2 separate regions of the Homo sapiens genome follow, and region 2 is linked to region 1. The links are chromatin contacts, found by Hi-C or POLR2A ChIA-PET in ENCODE. All regions are on one chromosome and are shown on one strand. The core of a region is the stretch at or near the end of the contact, and the rest is flanking DNA. Distances in the headings are between cores, read along the strand shown. Region 1 holds the start of NPC2 (NPC intracellular cholesterol transporter 2). Region 2 holds the start of ANGEL1 (angel homolog 1).

Region 1 (5,831 bases), core at 109-2,608:
AATACTGGGAAACGTGTAGGGACTTAAGCCTGGAATCTAGTCCGGCCTGACTTTCTACCGACTACCCAATGGACCTGGGCAGATCAATTTTGCTCCTATAACTTAGTTACTTTGATTCAGAACAACAAACCTTTACTGCATCCTCACTGTGAGACGGGCGGTGTTAACCATCCCAGGTAAACCCTTTAAATTTGGAATAAAAGTGCACCTTAAACTGGAGACACTTTTGTCCCTCCTGTACCTCCTTTGGGGGCCCACCCCTTCCTCCTTGCCTGTCGTCGGGGTTGATAACTGTATCCAGTGAAAATTTGTATTGGAATCCGGAGCATCCACCTCCCTCCACTTGCAGCCTGAGGAATTCTGACCCTTCGGTGATTTCCAAAAGCCTCTGAAATGCAGGAAGGGGGATCAAGAATAGCGGGAAACGGGAGTTAAAGGGCTGAGTGAAGAGCAGTTCCCGCTGCTCCCGCCAATCGCCTGGGTACCGCCGCTCCGCGTCCGGCCTCCTACCTGGACGCAACTGTCTGTGAGGCGGATCTGCCCTTCGCCGGCCTCGGGGCTGGAGGACGACGCCTCCCGACGCGCCTGGGGTCCCAGGGAGGCCGTGAGGAGCCTGCGCGCAAGGGAGGAGGGTGAGCCCGGGAGCAGAAGGGGCACCTTGCAACCCTCGACCTGGAGCGCCTCACGCTAAACCTGGCGACCCCCACCTGGACGGCCTCCCACCAAACCCTCGCATCCCCCACAGGCCTTAGTTTCCCATTTGTCCTAGAGGCGCAGAACCAAACACCCTTTCCAGGTGCCTTTCTAGTCTTGGTACCTGCCCCTCGGCCAGGGAGTGACCGCTCTCTGCGTCGCGGCCGTTAGGGACGACCCCCAGGCGGCAGCCATCTTCCTCCACAAGCTCCGCCCCTCGCGTCTCCCCCGTTTCTCACCCGGGGCCTCGGGAGGCGGAGAGAACGAACAGGAGGCCGGGACTTCACGGAGGCCCCGCCCCCCCAACATGCCTATTGGGTAGTGCGGGAGGAGAAGGTGTCTGATTGGCTAGGAATGCTCCAGACGGCAGCGGCGGGGACGCACCCAGGAAGCCGGAGAGGTGCTCTAAAGGGAAGGAACGGGGCGGGGAGGAGTGAGGCGGGGCGGGGCGGAGGTGGGTCCGGGCGGGTCAGGCCTCTGAGGGGATGGCATGGGCGGAGACTGCAGGCTTCTGGGCCTGAGAGGGCTGGAGCTGGCTTTCCGGAGCCGGGGGCGGGGCGCGGGCGGGCCTCAGCTGTGGTTACTGGTGACAGGTCGCCTGACTGGGCTCCTCCCCGGGCCCGCCCCGACAGGTTTGTCTTGTGACCGCGGGCGGCCGCTGCTTCTTTCCCGAGCTTGGAACTTCGTTATCCGCGATGCGTTTCCTGGCAGCTACATTCCTGCTCCTGGCGCTCAGCACCGCTGCCCAGGCCGAACCGGTGCAGTTCAAGGACTGCGGTGAGCCCCAGGCCCGCCCAAGGTTCCCGCGCCCTCTGTGGAAGGCCCCGCCGGACCCCCGCGCTGAGACCCCTGGGGCTGGGCTGGGCGGATCCCTCGGGCGGCCAGGCTGAGCCTTGGACCCTACCTAACTGGAATGGGCTGGGTCGGGGGAGAAGGCGCCGGCCTCCATGAAACCCGACCGCGCACAACTTTGTTTCTTTCCTTAGAACGCGTGTTTTGGGGTTCCTGGGAACTCCAGGAGGTGGGCCTTTTGCTGAAGTTTCCTAAAGTTTGTAGGGCGGACAACAGAAGGGCTGTATCCAGCTCTGGTGGAGGGGTGGAGCACAGAACTTCTTTTTATTTATGCTTTGTATCTTGGAATCCCGCCTCCCCCTTCCAACTCCTTTTGCTTTTCTTTTAATTTCGTTTTTGCTGACAAGTCAAAAGTCAATTCCCCTTTTTCATCATTTATTGTTACAAATAGGACTTCCTTTGGGCTTTGGAATCTTGTGATTCTTAATCAGTTTTTCCTTGTATAAATCTCATTGTGTCTCTAATCACAGCTTGTGATACATAACTCCCTCTCGCCGCTGTGGTTGGAATCTTTGTTGGAAAATACAACAGGTGGTAGAAATTCTGAGTGCCTTCATTGAGTCGAGTCTATAGAATTGTCGGAACAGAAACTCGAGCAATGTTGTTCAGAGGTGGAGATAGAGAGATAGAACTGTCAATGAAAGAGGCATGAAACTGACTTTGTAAGATCTATGAGTGGAAAGGAAGCACGGAGATCGTATAATCAATCATTGAATTCCAGGGATGTTGGGTAGCCTACCTAAAGTCACGCAGCAGAATGGGGAGCCAGAGTAAGTGTAACCGCCCAAGGGGTTCACCTTGCGCATTGCCTAGACAGAGCGGATTTATCAAGATGGGATTTGCAGTGGCGAAAAGAGTAATTCACGCAGAGCCGGCTGTGGGGGAGGCCGGAGTTTTATTGTTACTCAGATCAGTCTCCCCGAGCATTCGGGGATCAGAGTTTTTAAGGATAATTTGGCGGGTATGGGCTTGGAAAGTGGGGAGTGCTGATTGGTCAGGTTGAAGATAAAATCATAGGAGAGTCGAAGTGAGTTCTTCTTGCTGACCTCTGGGTGGTGTCATTTGCTGCATCGGAATGCAGGATCTGCAAAATATCTCAAGCACTGACCTTAGGTTTTACAATAGTGATATCATTACCAGGAGCAATTTGGGGAGGTTCAGACTCTTACAGCCAGAGGCGGCGTGGCCCCTAAACTCGTAGCTAATTTGTTAGTCCTACAAAGGCAGACCGGTCCCCAGGCAAGAAGGGGTTTTTCAGGAAAGGGCTATTATCCATTTCGTTTCAGAGTTTAAACTATAAATTCCTCTCCAAGACTAGTTCAGCCTACACCCAGGAATGAACAAAGACAGTTTAGAGGTTAGAAGGAAGATGGGTAGGTGAGTCCTGATCTCTTTCACTGTCTTAATTTCCTCAGGATTTTTGCAAAGGCGGTTTCATAAGTTTGCTGCTTTATATCCAGTGCCCAGGTAATAGTAACTGCTCAATGAAATGTGTTGAAAACATAGATGGAAATCTTTTTCCCCTATGTCATAAAAATTCATGTTGAGACAAAAGCAAAGTTGGGGATTAGGGGACAGGATTGATTAAGGAATGGAGTGCTGGCCGATTAACACTTAAATGCTATTCCATTGATTTAGGAGACTGGCACTTGAAAGCTATTATCGCTTCAAATTACTGCCTTTCCCTCCATTAAACTTAGTAGCCAGCGTTTGGATGAAGACACTATTAATTTTAATAACTCATTCCGGCCAGGCACAGTGGCTCACACCTGTAATCCCAGCACTTTGGGAGGCCAAGACGGGCAGATCACGAGGTCAAGAGATTGAGACCATCCTGGCCAACATGGTGAAACCCCATCTCTACTAAAAATACAAAAATTAGCTGGGCATGGTAGTGTGCACCTGTAGTCCCAGCTACTCGGGAGGCTGAGGCAGGAGAATCGCTTGAACCCGGGAGGTGGAGGTTACAGTGAGCCAAGATCACGCCACTGCACTCCAGCCTGGCGACAGAGCAAGACTCCGTCTCAAAAAAATAAAATAAAATAAAATAACTCATTCCATCCTCACAAGCTGTCTTACAGATGAGGAAAGCGAAGCACATAGAGTAACTTGCCCAAGATCTCACACCCAGTAAGTGGTAGGAAACCGTGGGTCTTTGTGAGCCACTTTGGGTTTCCAAAAAAAGAAGGGAAATAAATCCAGAAATTATTCTACTTATTTGAAAAAGCAGGAGTACACCTATGGGAAGAAGCTTTTAAAGGGAAGAAGGGTTTCAGTTACAGATTTATAATTTACTTTTGAATTGGGAAATATGATATAAAGACTTCAGTGCCCACATCAAAGATTTTTGTGTTCCACTCTACACCCACCTTCCCTGGCGTGGGATTTCCTCAAGTGAGAAAGTGGACCAAGCAAACTAATTTTGTAATGTTTGCTGGTTAGAACAGAGGAGTTTGTTCTATTGACACTGGAAGTCTAAGAACCTCTTGTCATCAGAAAACTGGATGAAAGAGCTATAAGTACTACCCTTTACTTACTTCCTACTAGATTATGTGACTCAGCCTTGAAAGAAGCAGGTGGAAGCTGGACATTGAAAGCCTTAACATTAGCACTGATTTTCAATAGATTGTTGATTGAAGTTCGGGATTTCTTTTTTCCCTATTCACCAAAAATGGGTTGGAGTGGAAGAGAGTGTTTCTCAAACTGTTTTGGATGCTTAAGAGTGTGTGCAGTTTAAGAACTTTGCAATGATGGAGAAGCAAGCTGAGGGATAAAGGACTGCAAGGTACTATTTACTGACCTAGCTGGAGCAGTGTTGGTCAGTGTGATGATAGTTAAAGAGACTGTTCCACCCAAGGGTAGGTACAGGCAGCAAAGAACATCTACTTAGATTTCTGAGTTCATATCATACTTTTATAGTACTGAGCTAATCTGGTGACTGACTGCATAGCAGATAATGTACTCTCAACCTGCAGTTTGCCTCTGTCTTCATGCATTCCACTTTTGAGACAGAAAGAGTCCATCCTATTGGCTAGAAACATAATTTCTATCCACAAAGTATATTTGAGGTGAGAGGTCCAGTTTTTGTGTCAGAAGGGAACTTGCTAACCTACCCAGGAGCAGCTATTCTAGATTAAACTCATGGACTAAATCCAGATATGATAATAATAGTAAATATATGTATCACTATGTTCCAAACACTTACCTAAGATCTGTATTTGTGTTAGCTCAGCTACACCATTATCTCCAGAGAGGTAAAGTATCTTGCCTTGAGGCTATACAGTAAGTAGCAGAGATAGTGAGATTTCAAACCCAGGCATCCGGCACCAGAGTCTGCCTCTCAGCAATGATGGCTGAATGGCAGAACTTAACTTACCCTGTTACAGGCACTGTTATCAGGCAGTTCACCTGCATTCTCTCCCATTCAACTGCCCAGTCTCTGGGGCAGGAGGAAATGGGATTTTTAAAGGCTTTATTTAAACCTTTTTTGGTCAAGCATTTATTGTATACAAGTACTTTTGTCCTTGGTTAGACTGAGATTAAAATACATACATACACACACAGACACACACACACACACTTATTTTAAGAACGCAGGTTCCCAAAATCGAGTATACATCTGTAGATTGCAGATGTGTGCTTAAAATCAGTTTTTGAAACTACTTAGAAACAACCTGGACAAGTCAGATGAATCCAATTTCTTTTCTTAAATTTTTTAATTTTGAAAAATATGTATTTGTTTTGAGGATTCCCAGGGATAAATCCTATTTCTGACTCTTTCTAGTACCTTCTTAGGTCTCATCCTTATGTTTTTAACATATGCAGTATTTGCAAGTGTATCATTCCCAGCAGCTATATAGACCTAGGCCAAGTTAATATTTCAGAGGAAATGAAACCCAGACTCAGGTAGCAGTATTCTTCTTTAATGCAGCTGGCACTTCTGCCATCTTGGCTGTGTGAGTCAGTGCTATTTGGAGTTAAGCTTAACTTGTGCCCTAAGCTTGTACTGAAACTATAAAGACCTTAACCTCTGTACTCCTCTTCATCCCCTTGATTCTTGGAAAAAATCCAGATCTTAACAACCTTAGTCAAGATTTAAGGTACTTCCTGTTGTTTTTGGAGCCAAAATATTTCATGACTCATAAGTGGGCCTTAAAGAACAGGACTAAATCATTGAAGAAACTGCAGAAGTGCAGTGAAAATGGTGCAGTTCCCAATTCAGAAGTGGGAGGTAGTTCCTCTCTTAAGGGTCATTCCTAGTTCAGAGATGGTAGGTGGTTTTTCTG
Region 2 (5,638 bases), core at 1,990-4,489, 2.3 Mb before region 1:
TCCAGAACAGCCCATGTTCAGTACGGTAGCTATTAGCTCCTTGCAGTATTCAGAACCTGAAATACGGCTAGTCCAAATTCAGATGTGATGTCCAAGTAAAATACACACTGGATTTTGAAGACTTAGTACAAAAAAAGAACATAAAATATCTCATCTTGAACTATTGATTACAAGTTAAAATACAAAATTTTTGGATCTATGGGGTAAAATAAAATATTATTAATTAATTTCACTTGCTTTATCAATTGATTTATTTTTACTTTTTACATGAGGCTACTAGAAAATTTTAAATTGCATATGTGGTTCACAACATATTTCTTTTGGGCAGCACTGTCCCAGGCGTTGGTCCGTAGCCTCTGTAATCCTGAAGAAAGCACTATGCCGCCCCAATATTTGCACATGTTCAACCAATAAGTTAATAAATGCAGCCACTCTGTTGGAATTCCACATATATTTGTTGTCATAAGTAAAATTTTAGCCCTCAAGGGCTTAAATTTCTTATAGACTGGAAATGTCCCTTTAAGAGAGCATCTTAAGTCTCTCAAAGTATTGCAAAACCTCCCACTTGCTCCATTACATAGGTTCTGCACCCTGGAAACCATGGTAGTGATGGATGCAGGTGCTCATACTTGTCTTCATTGTTAGCACAGCTGGAATGAATTGAGGGAATCGTCTCTCTTCTTGGGATATTTCTGAAACAATGAGGCTGGAGACTGTGCAGATTGCACTTGTAATTTTCCTCTGACTGGGGAAGCCTAAGGCTCCACTCCTTCGGCCAAGTCTCCTTGGAACCTGTAGTTATTGGCTTGCTTAGTAATACTCATTACAATTTGGAGGGCAGGAGCTCTATTTTAGCCAGAAATTGTGGAAGAAGATCCTACATCAGCCACGTCTGGAGCTGCTTTTCTGCCCAAATCCAAAAATGTAATAGTAAACATTGAGAGTTTATACTGGGTCAGGCACAATGAGGAAACTGAGGCCCCAAGAGCTTAGGCAACCTGAGAGATTCCACAGGTAAAAAGTGGCAGAGCCAGGATTTCAACTCAGTTGGTCTAACTCCAAAGCTTGTGATCCTTATATCACCCTACACCTTCCAACACGGCTGATTATGGACCAGGAAACAAAAAGAGGGAAGCCTCACTTAACTGGCCGCAGAAAAAGCCTCTGAAAGAACATAGATCAGTTGGGCTGACACATTGTGCCCACACTGTGCACTGAACAGCCCAGTTGAGACTGGATCCTTTAGCAGAGGTTCCCAAACCGTGCATTGGAATAAGTAAGTGTTTAAGGGCCTCATTCCAGGGCTGCTAAATCAGAACTCTGGGAGTAGGGCCTAGAAATTTGTATTTTGAAAGCATTTTCCCAGTGGAGATAAGGGAACCGTTACCCTTGATTAGGATCTGATTTGGAACTTGGACTTCTGGATAACTCATGGTACAAAATGGAAGGAGGGTACAAGGAGGGTTTTACTTAAGCTACATCAAAGGAGGGGGCCTGACCTCGGGAGCGCCTTTGGTAGATCCACCATTTGTGCACTAATTTCTAAGCAGCTTCCCAACCTTCAGATTGCTGGGCCTCTGTTTCATCTCAAAGGGATAAGTGCTGTTGCCTGAAGGCAGGCAGACATTGCCACCTCTAGAACTAAGGGTAAGTAGTGGGAAGGCCACAATACTAACTCTCTCCTTCTTCCTCCTATTAGCCTTTCAGTGTTATGATGTACCCAGCTGGTCCAGGATCTGGTGACTCCCCAGAAGGCTTCCCTGAACAACCAAGGCTCCAGCCACAAACTGGAAATCGTGCAACTCAGACACTGGGTACTGAAACTGGGTGCATTGTCCAGTCCCTCCTTCAGAGCCTGTTTGGGGTAGAAGATTGGGGGAGGGGGACTGGGGAAGAGAGACTCAAAGAGGTCGCAGGTGGCACAGAAGTGATGGCAGAACTGGCCTTCATTTAGTGACATATGCTTTGTTCAACCAGTCAGTAAAGGCTTATGTGGTGGCTAGTAGTGCTAGCGAATGCAGATTCGGCCGCTTGCAAAACCAACGAGCAAGGTCGTGGTATGGTAGAAGGAGACTGACTTTATTATAAACCAAAGCTAGCAGTGGGGAAAAACGATCCAGGCTTTTGCTTTAATGGAGCTGCTTCACATTTCCAAGCAAAATGCGAGGCTTTAAGAAGTTTTGGCATGGAGGGTATGCAAGGGGTGAGGCAGTGCAGGTCTTCATGACGAGTTCTGATGACTTGTCTTGAGTTACTGCCCATCTGGTGAATGGGCTGGCATCATCTCGGGCTGGGCTGAGTTATAAATTAACTGTAGCCTTGAATCAATCTCCTGGTGGAGATTTCCACAGATGCCTATATTGTTTCAAGATTTAGTCTCTGGAACTTTTAAGCGAACATACAATTAGATATGCTAACAGTGTGTATGGGGGGTGCTGGGGTGTCGGGGGGTGCCTAGTGGTTAACTGAACAAAAATAAAGAAATAGAAGTATATAACAAGAATATAACTTCCAAGCTGGGTACTTGGTTACAATAGGTGCTTGGATTGTATTAGAGATACCTCAAAGTGAGCAAACAACCAGCCAGAACTGGTCCCTGGCCTTGTGGAAGTTTCTCTCTTCTGTCTCTCTCCTCTCTCCCTTCTCTCTCTCCTCTCTTTGTCCTCTCTCCTTTCTTTCTTGACTTCCTTACCAATGGGAAACCCTGTTTTTCTAGATTAGGGAAAAGAAGGCCCGTTTAGAAAGTAGGGAAGGAGACAAAGTCTTACTTCCTGAAGCAAGGTAGGACTCAATTTGTGACCTAGAATCTGAGACAGGGAAGTAGAGGCAGGAAAACGGGGGAAATGGGGGAATAACTCGCTTCCTTTCTGGGTCGAGAAGGGCTAGAAGTCAAGGTTCAGTGGAGCCTTAGAGAAAGTCCAGCTCTTCATTTTACAGGTGAGGAAACTGAGGGGCGGAGAGGCTATAGTGTGGTAACAAGGTGGACACCTAGTCAGCTGCAGAAGTGGGAATAAACTGTGGCCTTTGAATAACACTATGGGGCCTCCAGTGAGGCGCTCAATTTTAATTCGGGACGCCTGGGTGGCAGCCGGGTGCTAGGGGTGGCTAGTTGCCATGGGAACCGGCTCCTCCCACTTCCTGCGTGCGCACCCGTAGACCTGCGCTCCCAATAAAGTTGTTGTTGAAGCGCGGCGGCGGCACCACGTGGGCCGGACCGGGCCGGGGGCGGGGCCGAGCTGAGGGAGGACCTGCTGGCTGCAGTGAGGAGCGGAGGCGGGCGCGGGCGGCCGGCCATGATCGCGTCGTGCTTGTGTTACCTGCTGCTGCCGGCCACGCGCCTCTTCCGCGCCCTCTCAGGTACCGGCCAGGCGTACCGACAGACAGGAGCCCGGCCAGGGCTCGCCTCTGCGGGGCTCCGCGGGCCTGGGGCGGCGTGCGGTTGGCCGGGCCTCACGACTACCGTGCCCCGGGCAGTGCCGAGGTGTAGGGAGGCGGTCCTGAGCCCCTGCCCCGCGGGCCCCTCCTGACCCCACGAGGCCTGGACCTGGCCGACGTCCCTCGTGGGCGGCCCCTCCTCCCGCCTGTTGTCAGATGGCGTCCGGCCGCGGTTAAGGTGGAGAGGAGCTGTGGACGGGCAGGGCCCTTTCCTGGCCCTGGGGGTGCAGAGAAATTGTGGGGTCGGCCAAGTCAGCACCCCGGCGGGTCGGGAAGGGGTAGTAGCTCGGACCTAGGCGAGTGCCCAAATTCTCAGCGGGCGAGGCGGGTCGGCTCTGGGAGGTTTATGGCCGAAGTACTGGACGCACCGATCTTCCCCAGGTTAACTTCACACTCGCCTTTCACTGCCACCTGGCAGCTCTCGCTCACCGGTGTCTTTGGTTGAAAAACGGACGTTCAATCAGAGACACATTTAGATCTCAGCTTTGGAGCATTCCTGCCCCCACTCCCGGCGGTTTAGAGGGAGATGTGCTGGGGTGGGGGCAATGCCCAGTCGATACCTCAAAGAGGGGGTGTTTATTTCGTTATTGTTTCATAATTTGTCTGCATTCTCTATTTCTGGGCTTTGAAATTACGGAGGGTTTTATGCGACCATCAGTTTCTGAGATCCCATGGAACTCGCAGACTTTTTGCCTTTAATTTATGGGACAGGACCAAGAAGTACTTAGGAATGAGGGCTCCAATTGTATATTCTGTGGTTTTCCTTTGTGGAACTTTACACAATTGGTACGCAATGTGTGTGTCATTGATAATATATATTTCATATAGAAATATTTTAAATTTTACTGTGTATCTGCCATTAGAATGCAAACTTCAGGAGCGCAGGGCCACGTCCATTTTGTTCGCTGTATCTCTGGTGTTAACACATTGCTTGGTATACAGTAGGCACTCAGTGAATTCAGGAATGTCTTGTGTGTCCATACTTCTGAGGAATGTGGGAAACTCCACAGAAGTAATTGTTTCCAGAGAACTAAACATATTCTTTTAACTATGTTGCTGTTTTTCCTGGAGCTCTTCTAATGCCTTAGTGATACAGTATACTAGTCCAGAGGTTTCCAGACCAGTAGAGTTCTAGGGATCTCAGAGGAGGGCCCCCCCCGCCCCCCCACCTACACATTACAGTAGTCCCACTTATATTTACTTGGCATATTTGGTTTCCAGATAAGATTTTTAAAAAACAAAAGCATTCTGCTGCTGAAAATCCACCACCACCACCACCAAAAGACATCTACCAAAATTGAAAGCTAGTAACTTCGTGCATATGAACCAAAGAACCTCTGCCATCTGGTATACACAGAGGATATTTCAAGGGGCAGATAATCAGGAAGTCCTTGAGGCTAAAGCTCAACGACCCAGCCCATACATAGGTTTAGAGCAGGGTTTCTCAATCTCAGCACTGTTGACGTTTTGGACCGGATCATTTGGTGTGGGTCTGTCCTGTGAATTGTTGGAAGTTCAGCAGCGTCTCTGTCCTCTAACCACTAGATGCCAGTAGCAATGCTGCAGTTGTGACAACAACAGTGTCTCTGAACGTTGCTAAATGTCTTCCGAGGGCAAAATCACCGTGGTTAAAACCATTGTTTAGAAGGACATAAATATACATAGACCCCAAACAAGATATTTGAACCGTCTTTCAATATTTGAGCCACTTTTAAGGTTTCTTCCCTTTAAAAAAAAATTGCCAATAAAATGAGTCTAGTGATTGAGGGCCAGCATCGTGCATGTTACTCGTCCTGTGCTGTAAATAAATGGTTGAGTGTGTGAGTGTAGGAGTTGTTTGCTCTCACCAAAATACTGTGCTCAGAGTTTGGGGGCTCTAATTTTAGAGTTTTTCCCACTTTCTTTCTTGCCTGTTGGCTGTCATTGGTGGCTGCAGTATCAGAGAGATGTCAGCTGTCTCTTACTGTCGATTGTTGGCACCTTGTAATTTATAGCCTCTGATGTGTTGTGGAATGGGAAAGCAGATAATGAAGTTTGTGAAGATTTTATTACAATAAGTAGCTTTGAGAAAAGGCTTAAGGGCCCTTGCTAAGATGTAAATTGTATAGATTTTTGAGACTGTCTACTTTAGGACTTTTTCTTTTGGAATACATTAATAGATTAGGGAATTTATACAGCTAGAAAAGCTCAGAGATTATCTAGT

The links. Hi-C counts contacts between places; a loop is a spot of excess contacts on that map. ChIA-PET counts read pairs that join two places held with the same protein, here RNA polymerase II (POLR2A). Pooled maps may share reads with other maps.
Region 2: a loop to region 1 is called in a map of CD4-positive, alpha-beta memory T cell, with 13 times the contacts of the local background. The contact joins the promoter of ANGEL1 here to the promoter of NPC2 in region 1. A Hi-C loop is called at or near these places in 1 of 168 maps with a recorded cell type or tissue (CD4-positive, alpha-beta memory T cell) and 8 of 50 pooled maps. POLR2A ChIA-PET finds 5 or more read pairs at or near these places in 1 of 52 experiments (Caco-2).

The regions. Positions count from the first base shown.
Region 1 is chr14:74,488,832-74,494,662 of GRCh38, reverse strand. NPC2 (NPC intracellular cholesterol transporter 2) reads left to right here and starts at 1,358. Exons shown (of 5, transcript NM_006432.5): 1 at 1,358-1,470. The coding sequence starts at 1,389. It overlaps ISCA2 (iron-sulfur cluster assembly 2), which reads right to left and starts at 898. Exons shown (of 4, transcript NM_194279.4): 1 at 818-898; 2 at 511-613; 3 at 273-388. The coding sequence starts at 888. RefSeq lists enhancers at 816-895, 5,674-5,831 and silencers at 1,096-1,375, 1,546-1,605.
Region 2 is chr14:76,810,483-76,816,120 of GRCh38, reverse strand. ANGEL1 (angel homolog 1) reads left to right here and starts at 3,239. Exons shown (of 10, transcript NM_015305.4): 1 at 3,239-3,357. The coding sequence starts at 3,294. RefSeq lists a silencer at 3,172-3,601 and enhancers at 3,050-3,623, 3,624-4,198.